2 separate regions of the Homo sapiens genome follow, and region 1 is linked to region 2. Evidence: read pairs that join two places in POLR2A ChIA-PET (ENCODE). Cell type or tissue: A673. All regions are shown on one strand. Each heading gives the region's core, and the rest is flanking DNA. Links, peaks and the distances in the headings are about the cores only. Region 1 has its middle 85 kb from the start of RGS1. Region 2 overlaps LOC124904475 (a long non-coding RNA gene).

What was found. Peaks named below come from ENCODE experiments on the same cell type or tissue, not always from the same donor. Only the 100,000 strongest peaks of a DNase experiment are listed, where the experiment ranks them.
Region 1: POLR2A ChIA-PET joins it to region 2 with 11 read pairs; 1 of 35 experiments calls an interaction of 5 or more read pairs at or near these places.

Annotation. Positions count from the first base shown.
Region 1 is chr1:192,488,166-192,492,581 of GRCh38, reverse strand. No RefSeq gene overlaps it. Among named protein-coding and RNA genes, the nearest start is that of RGS1, 85 kb to the left of the region's middle. In A673, for the core only: a CTCF peak has its summit at 529; DNase peaks (open chromatin) are centred at 2,661 and 3,331; H3K4me3 peaks cover 267 bases; H3K27ac peaks cover 2,497 bases.
Region 2 is chr1:194,141,148-194,145,563 of GRCh38, reverse strand. All of the region lies in intron 6 of LOC124904475 (a long non-coding RNA gene), which reads right to left. It overlaps LOC124904476 (a long non-coding RNA gene), which reads right to left. Exons shown (of 3, transcript XR_007066778.1): 3 at 1,241-1,581. Among named protein-coding and RNA genes, the nearest start is that of LINC01031, 840 kb to the right of the region's middle. In A673, for the core only: no CTCF peak of the experiment used is centred there; DNase peaks (open chromatin) are centred at 2,303 and 2,923; H3K27ac peaks cover 3,165 bases.

The DNA.
Region 1 (4,416 bases), core at 259-4,258, 1.7 Mb after region 2:
ATTGCCAGCTCTGGAGCAGGTTAATTCAGCTCTAAAACCTTATTTTAGGTTTTGCTTTCTTAAACCACACATGACAATAACTGCTTGCAACAGGTTAGATTTCTTGGGAAGCAAACTGTCATGGAGGTTAGCATCCAGGATACTGACTAGGGAGTGCCCTTGGGAACAGGAGTGGGCAGAGGGAGGAATTGACCTGTGATACAATTTCAGCAATGGCTTCAGCTGATCCCACAGAGAGTTCAGTGCTCTGGTAGATTTCTGAGTCATCTTCAGTTGAGAAAACAGGATTTTATACTGAACAATTACCTTGGGAAAACAGCATGAAATACACTACACACAGGAAAGACAGAACAAACAATCCATAATGCTTTCTCTTTTTAAAATCAGTATTTGAAATTTTCTAGTAATTATCAAAGGTGACCAATGAGTGTGTATGTGCGTGTGTGTTTTGTTTTTGTATAATTAGTAACTTATGGATATATATGACCTTTCCAGTCATTTTTATTGTTGCTCCAACTGTTCCACAGTTTCGCCAGTGGGAGCTGCTCTAATTGGGTTCTCTGTCTCTTTGACATGTTCCCTGTAATCCTTGATTGCTTTCTTGCTTTTCAGCACAACAAGATGTTCCAGACTTATTCAACATATTGTCCAGCCAGTCCTGGAAACAATCAGTTCCCTGAGGACAGAATTAAAGTTTAGAGACCTGAATCTGGGCCCCAGGGGTGGTCATTACTACTGGTTTGCCACTGCTTCTGTAGCTTTTCAGTGAAGAGGTAGTTATGTAATATGTATCTAAAAAAATAAATTCAAGTTATGTATTTTAAAAATAAATTCAAGGTCTATATATTTTAGAAAAAGGAAAAATCATGTGTTCATGTTAATATTTATATTTAAATATATAATTACATGTCTTAATTTATGTTGTTCTACCTTGATAATTCTATACCTCTATTATTTTGCTTTTATACCTTTTCTCCCCAAATTTTCTTAAATTGAAACTCTTGGTTCCTAATTACATGTACATACTTATTTATCTTATACCATATACATATAGTAATTTCAAAATAACAATACAAACATTATTATCATTAACAATAATGCTGCCGAATAAAGCTTGTGATTTCTTTGTGGAGATTTTCATACTTGGGATATATCTCACTAGTGATACTAAAAAAAACCTGCGTTTTAAAGTCACTCGAAATAATTTTTCCCTGTGTGGTTTTGTCAACAATTTGATATGCAGTTAGATCCCTTTACTTCAAAAAATTTTGAGTAACTGCTTAGCTTTTATTTTTGAAATAATCACAGTTTTTGATTACATAGATAGAGCATAAAGCATTTACAGGGTTCCAAAGTGTGTGTGTATGTGTACATATGTATACAAATATGTATACATGTCTATGTAAATACACATACACACACACACACACACACACACACACACACACACATATTCAGAGACATCCATCTTCTGTCCCTGTGTCTTTTGCCATAAGTAACCATCCTAATAATTTTTATTTTATCATTCTATGGTTTCAAAATAAAAGCAAATTTATAGTTATAGTCTTTATTTGAAAGTATTTCTTTAAATTCAAAAATCAGAAAAACTTTCAAACATTGTCTTATTTTGCTTGACCTGGACTTGTAATTAGATGACTATATCAGATAGAAGATTGCTTCATTTTGCAGTATTTTAGAGCCAGAGAGTAGGACAACTTTTAATCAGAGACAGCAAGTACTATAAATCCTGAAGGAAATGTAAGCGGCATCTTATAAATGGAATATCAACTCATATTCATATAGTGATTTTCATTTTACACAGTAATTTCACTATGCATTTATTAATTTAATTTTCACAATAGCCTTATAAGTTTATCTCCATTTTACAAATTTAAAAATGAGACATGGGATAAAAATGACTTTCCCCAGGCCTTCCCAAGTTCACACAGCTAATTCTTGACAGAGGTAAGAGAAGAATTCAGGTCTTCTGCCTCTAACTCTGCATCATATGATACTGCATCTCAAATTACTTGCAAATACATATGGAACTCCTGTGTGTCTTAAACCATATTTTCTGTAGTTGCCATAAGTTACTCCAAATGAGTGTTAGAATTATAAAATTCTCTATTCCCTTTTAGGAGAGTCATGATACAAATTGACATTAATTAGTCTCTAAAACTTTATGTATTATTGGAATATGTTTAATTTTGTATTTCTTAATGCTTCCCAATTTTACAAGACCACAGAACATCCCTCTACCTACTCCCGCCAAATCTGGACTAAACCTGAAAAGATATCAAAGGAACATAGCTTTTTATTAAGTGTGAGTTAATCCATGAACGATAGCTTCAATCAGCAGTAATTTTCTTAACATAATTCATGCCTGAGGATTATATTCAGTTTAGCTGGACATCTATGGCACACCATAAGCCAAATTTTGAAGATTATTCATGTTAGAATTGGATTCAGTCGATCCTTAGTGACTTAACAATCAGGCCTTAATTGAAACACACACACACATTGTTATTGACAGTGTAGAAATACTGACTCATAGAAAAATTCACCCATATTTAGTTAGCAGACTAACAGGAACAGCAGCAGCAGCAGCAGCTGGTCATGCTTCTGTGTGTTGCTAGCAACAAGAAACCATGACAGCAAGGCCCCAAACAGGAACCTCCTGCATTTTCTCATCTGTGATGAGGCACACTGATGCTGGGGATTAATGAGCCTGAAGATATAAAGCAGTGTTTACCACTGGAAAATGTCTCCTACACTAAAAGCAGAGGTAAGTATCAATGCAAACCGAGTGCAGCTATAAAGCCTTGATTTCTCTGGAAATTTATGTACAAACTAATACAAATAAATACTACATTTACTTGAAATAACATGATATTCTTTATTGTCTTAATTTTTGTCATTTTTATTATGATTATTTTAAGTCAACTTGACATATTTTTAGAAAATAGAGAAAACTGTTTTGAAGAAAGAATAGGCACTTAGTAAACTGGATTTTTTTTTTTCTTTCTTAAATTCTAAAAATTTCCTTAAGAATTAAAAACTTTTAAGAAGTAGTTTTATAGAGAGGAAGAGAAAATCTCTGGAGAGTTACATGACACTCAGAGGGTAAGGGGTAAATTAAAAACATGTGTCATGGATGAATTCTTATAAACAATGGGGCAATTAATTATAGGATTGATTTTTTTCCTAAGGTAATTTAAATTTAGTCATCCATCAAGGACCATCAAATTATTGTTTACTGAGTGCACAGGATCCTGATGAGCTCTGTGGGAAATGAAACCCAGATGTGGGGAATTCTAGGTCCATAGTTGCTGCTCTCAGTGGGATGGCAGGCCAGCAGGATCACTAGGCATATGGTAATTATAACATTAGTATCTATACACGTGTAACTACCAAGTCATTCATTAGATTAAAGCACTGAGTGCATGTGTTTGCTTGATAGGGCTGCTGTAACAAAGTATACCACAGACTGGATGGCTTACACAATAGAAATTTATTTTCTCACAATTCTGGAGGCTAGAAGCCTTAGATGAGGGTGTTAGCAAGGTTGATTTCTTAAGAGGCCTCTCTCCTTGTCTTCACCTTGTGTATTCACATGGTCCTCCCTCTATACATGTTTATGCCCTAATTTTCTCTTCTGATTGGACATTAGTCATATTAGGGCCCACTTTGCTTATTTATTTTTAATTATCATCGCTTTACAGACTCTATTTCTAAATGCATTCACATTCTGAGTTTTATAACTTCAACATGTGAATTTTGAGGGGACCTAACTCAGTCCATAATAGTGTATTTAAAAAACTAAAAGACGTTTGAAGAGGGAGATATGATGCAACTTGAGGGAGTATAGTATCAATTCAAATATCACCCCTTACCATAAAATATCTATGCTATGAATAGGCCAGCAGGCATGCAGGCTAGCAGGATGACAAGACATATGACATTGGCATGTTTGAAGTCCCAGACCAGTTTTCCAGAATAACAATTTGAATAGTATTCTATACAAATATGAATAGTATTCTATTCGAATATGAATATGAATAGAATACTATTCATATTGTTATTTGAATAGTATGCAAATATGAATATGAATAGAATACTATTCATAGTATAGAATATTTTATGGTAAGGGGAGATATTTGAATTGAGCAGTGAACAAATGGAAGCCTTGAAAAGTTAGAGAAAAAGTGGAAAGAGGTTTTTCTAAAGGGAAGCCTGTATCATCAGAGGCCAAGGAAAATAAAGCCCCTGATGGATTCAGGAGATGGGTAATACCACAGTTTGCCTACAGGGGACATAGAAGGGAAGTAGGAGGTGAGAAACTGATATCAGTTGCCCCTTCTGGGATATACCAGGAAAGACACACTTTCATCTGTACAGCATTCTTGTTCAGATTAC
Region 2 (4,416 bases), core at 290-4,289:
TACCCCAGTGATTAATTGAGGTACTAATTTAGATTGCATGTCATATGAGTATACAGTTTCTTTGGGGGATGGTGGCATTCAAATAGGGGCACTTATTTATAAGAATGCTGTAATTGTTCAAAAATCAGTGTTAGGACTGACACAAATATGCTATAAATTATGTTAAAACTGTAAAGTAAGTAAATCTGTTTCATAAAATTTATATTATATCAGTTTATATTGCTTTACCATGGTCTGTTACAAAGGTACACTGGTCTATCGAGTTGAAAAATCCATTAAATTCAGTCCAGGTGCTTGAGCCAAGGGCTTAATATTTTTTGTTGTTAGGTATTAATATACCATAAAGATAATACTAGACCCCTAAAGTTTAAGGACCTTGAGATTTCCTAAATAAAGAGGAAATAAATCAGCATAGTAAAAATGTAAGAGAAGAGTAAAATTTCAACCGTCAGAAATTATCTTTAAAATGTTTGAAATCCTTTTAAGAATAGTTGTGGTATCATTTCCCCAATGAGACTTCTTATCAAATTAAGTTATGTGCTCCTTCTATGTGTTTGCATAATACATGGATTCCTACTATCCTAACATTTAATCATACCGTATTGTAACTATGTGTTTAGTATTTGCCTTTTCCATTATACTATAAAAATCTTGCATGCTGTGCCATATTTTTTTAAGTTGAGATCACACTTAAGACCTCAACTTAAACTGTCCTTCTTCAGGGTCACGTGCCCTGACCTCCTTAATTAGGATACATTAACCTGTTACAATCACTCTAAGAACAGTCTATATGTTTTTGTTTGTTTGAGCACATATGCTAATTTCAATTAAGTATTAAATTTTTTGTTTGTTTTTTTACTGTCTGTTATCTCATGTTCCCTGAGATCAAAGATTATACAGGGCTTATGTTCTTCACTGCTGTATTCTCAGTATCTAGCCCAGTGCCTGGCAGCCAGTGCTCAACAAATGTTTAGGTCATCAGTCGTTATACACTCAATACATGCTTAGTAAATGTATCAAGGGCTTTCTAAAGTTTTTTGCATGAAAGCCTTTATTGCAATAACATCATTTGTAGCACTATAAATTATATATAACATAGTTTTATATATAATTTATAAGCAATATAAATTTATAAACTGTATAATTCATATATTCATAAATTATATATATAAATATATATATTCAACAAATCACAAGTCAGTAAGAAAAAGGCAAAGAACCCAATTAAAAATGGGCAAAATATCTAAAGAGACATTTCATCAGAAAGATACTCAAAAGTGGCCAATAAGTATATAAAAACTTGCTCTCAAGAAAAGGTCAACTAACATCTGTAAGGAGAGAACAACTGGCTAAAACAAAATAGAACTGTTAAAGATAAAATTATTTCCTATACTAAATATTTATGTAAGTGTAAGGAAATTGGAATGTTCATACATTACTACTACGAGCGTAAAATTATGCTACAATTTTGAACAACTGTTTAGAAGTTTCTAATTAAACATATACCTATTTTATGATCCAGTGATTCCTCATTTTCTGTATATATTCAAAGTAAATGAGTGCATAAACCAATATAAATATCTGTAAGAGAGTGTTCACGGAGGCATTATTTAGATAGTAAAAAACTGGAAACCAAATACTTATTACCAGGAAAACTGATTAACAAACTGTAGTATAGTCACACAATGAACTATCACATAACAACTTGAAATAATTCCTGCTACACGCAGAAATTAATAGATTTCAAAAATATTGTATCAAGTAAAATACTACAAACATGCAAATAAACCTATATATATATATATATAATCCTATTTATACAAAGTTTAGAAACAAGCAAAAAAAATTCATGCTTTAGAAATTTAAATAATGGCTACCTCTGTGATGGGAAGGGGTTTTACTAACTTGGAATGTGCATAAGGAACATAAGTATCAAAACTATTCTATCTCTTGGTCTAGATGATGGTTACCCTGATGTATATACATGTAAAACATATTTTATTCATACAGTTACATTAGCTTAACTAACACAAGTTAATACATGTATCTAGTTCTTCCAAAAGAAAAATTAAAAGGGAGAAAATTTGATGAAGGATGAGACGTTAATATTTTTCCTTTCAGATAATAAAACTTGTGTTAATAGCTGAGTTATTGCTATAAGAAATAAGAAATAAATCAATGGAACACAAGACAGAGTAGAGAAACAGCCCTCATACATAAATACTTTACATGTGAAAGAGATGGTATTTTAGGTCAATGAATAAAAAATGGAATTTACATCCAATAGAACCTGCACCTGCACTATAGCTTCTCCATTTCAGAAAGGAAGGAAAGAAGAATGGAAGGAAGGAAGGAAGGAAGGAAGGAAGGAAGGAAAGAAGGAAGGAAGGTCTCCACCTCAGATACTATGCAGAAATTATTATCAATTGGATTATAAACTTAACGTAAAAAAACTTTAAAGCTTTAGAATAAAACATGGAGGATTATCTTCTTCATAATAAAATATATTATTTATATAGTGTTTACTCAATCAAGCATTGTACACTACTTGGCACTTCCAAAGTTTATATTGATTTACTTATTCGATCTTCTCAATAATCTACTTTATGAGGAAGATACTAATATTATCCTCATTTTACAAGTGAAGAAGTAAGTCACAGAGGAGGTGTTTACTTTCCATTGCCGAATAACCACCAATTTATCAGCTTAAAACAACACCAGTTTATTATCTGTTTCTGTGGGTCGGGAAGGCAGAACACTTTAGATGAGTTTTCTGCGCAGGGACTCACAAGGCTGAAATCAATGTGTTGGCTGGCTGTGTCTTCATCTGGAATATCAAATAGGAAAGAACTACCCCAGGACTCTTCAAGTTGTTGGAAGAATCAATTTCCTCACGTGTGTAGAACTGAAATCCCCATTGTGTTGCTAGCAATTGAACCGCTTTCAGGGGTTACCTCCCTGATCCCCTTCATAGGCCGTCTCATACTTTAAATCATCTAACTTAAGGACCCCCTCCATAGGCCTAAGCGTCCCCACACTTCCATTCTCTATAATTTCAGGAAGGATTCAATCTATTTTAAGGACTCACCTGTTTAGGTCAGCCCTATTCAAGTAATCTTTCTTTTGATGAACAGGATGAGTGAGGACTTAAGCCAATTTGACTGGCTTAGAATTCCCAGTCACTGCATCATTATGTGCATAATGAATTATTATTTATGTAAAACACAAAACATGCAAACTAAAATGGAAAATAGTGATAAATTCCACTATTTTAAAATTTTATAAGACTGTTTCTCAAAAGATGTATTAGTATCAAAAGTATAATTACACTTATTAGTGTCAAAAGTATAATTACAATATGGAAATTACATCTGCAACAAATTGGAAAGAGATTGGATTGATCAGAGAGAGAGAGAAAGTGGGGAGAAAATAAAAATATATTTATGTACATATATGTATGTATAACCATACAAGTATATAATAAACTCATAAGAAAAAAACAGAAAAATGACAAAAATTGTGAACCAGTATTTCACAAAAGATAAATCAAAATGGCAAATAAACTTATGAAAAGATTCCTAATATAATGTACATACAGAAAATGCAAAATAAAATTCTAAGAGAGAGAATTCTACATTTATCAGATTGAAAAAAAAGGCAAGTTCACTACTACTGCTAAAAAATATTTATCCGATTTCTGGAACAATGGGAACATTCATTCACTGATGGTGAGTATATAATGGGAATGATTCTAAAGATTCGCCAGCAAGTATGGTGCCTGATTGAGGTGGATACTAGACTTTTTCAGGGTTAGGGGATTCCTTTCAATGACTTTTTTTTAATTTTAAATTAATGTTGTTGAATTTTACTGATGAATTTTTCAGATCTATTAATATGTGTATATATTTCCTATGTGGCATAAATTCTATGAATTTGATCCATTAATTTAGGGGATTCATATATAGTCTAATGTTTTATTCCATCCTGGTATCTATTTAGTCCTAAAGAGATTTTCCTACACTGTTTTTTTAATTATTATTCTGCTGTAATACCTTTAAGGTTTTTGCATGTTTGTTGACAGATGAGATTGACCTATAGTTATCTCATTTTTCTAGTATGACTTGTGCGTAACAAAATTATCTTATCTTTTAAAATAAATTAGAGTGTTCCCATTTTGAATACAGTTGGAAGTAAACTATGTTTTAAAATTTATGTTTTATTTTAACTAGGCCTGTGAAGAGTTTTGGACTAATCCTTTGCTAGGAGTCAATGGACAAATATGGGGATATTTATCATATAATTTGAATTGTTTATAACCATTGGTTTATCCACACATTCTGCTTCTTGCTATATGTTGATCAATGTTTGATTATTGTCACAGAATATCTCCCTGATAGTGTACAAGTGTTCCCTTTA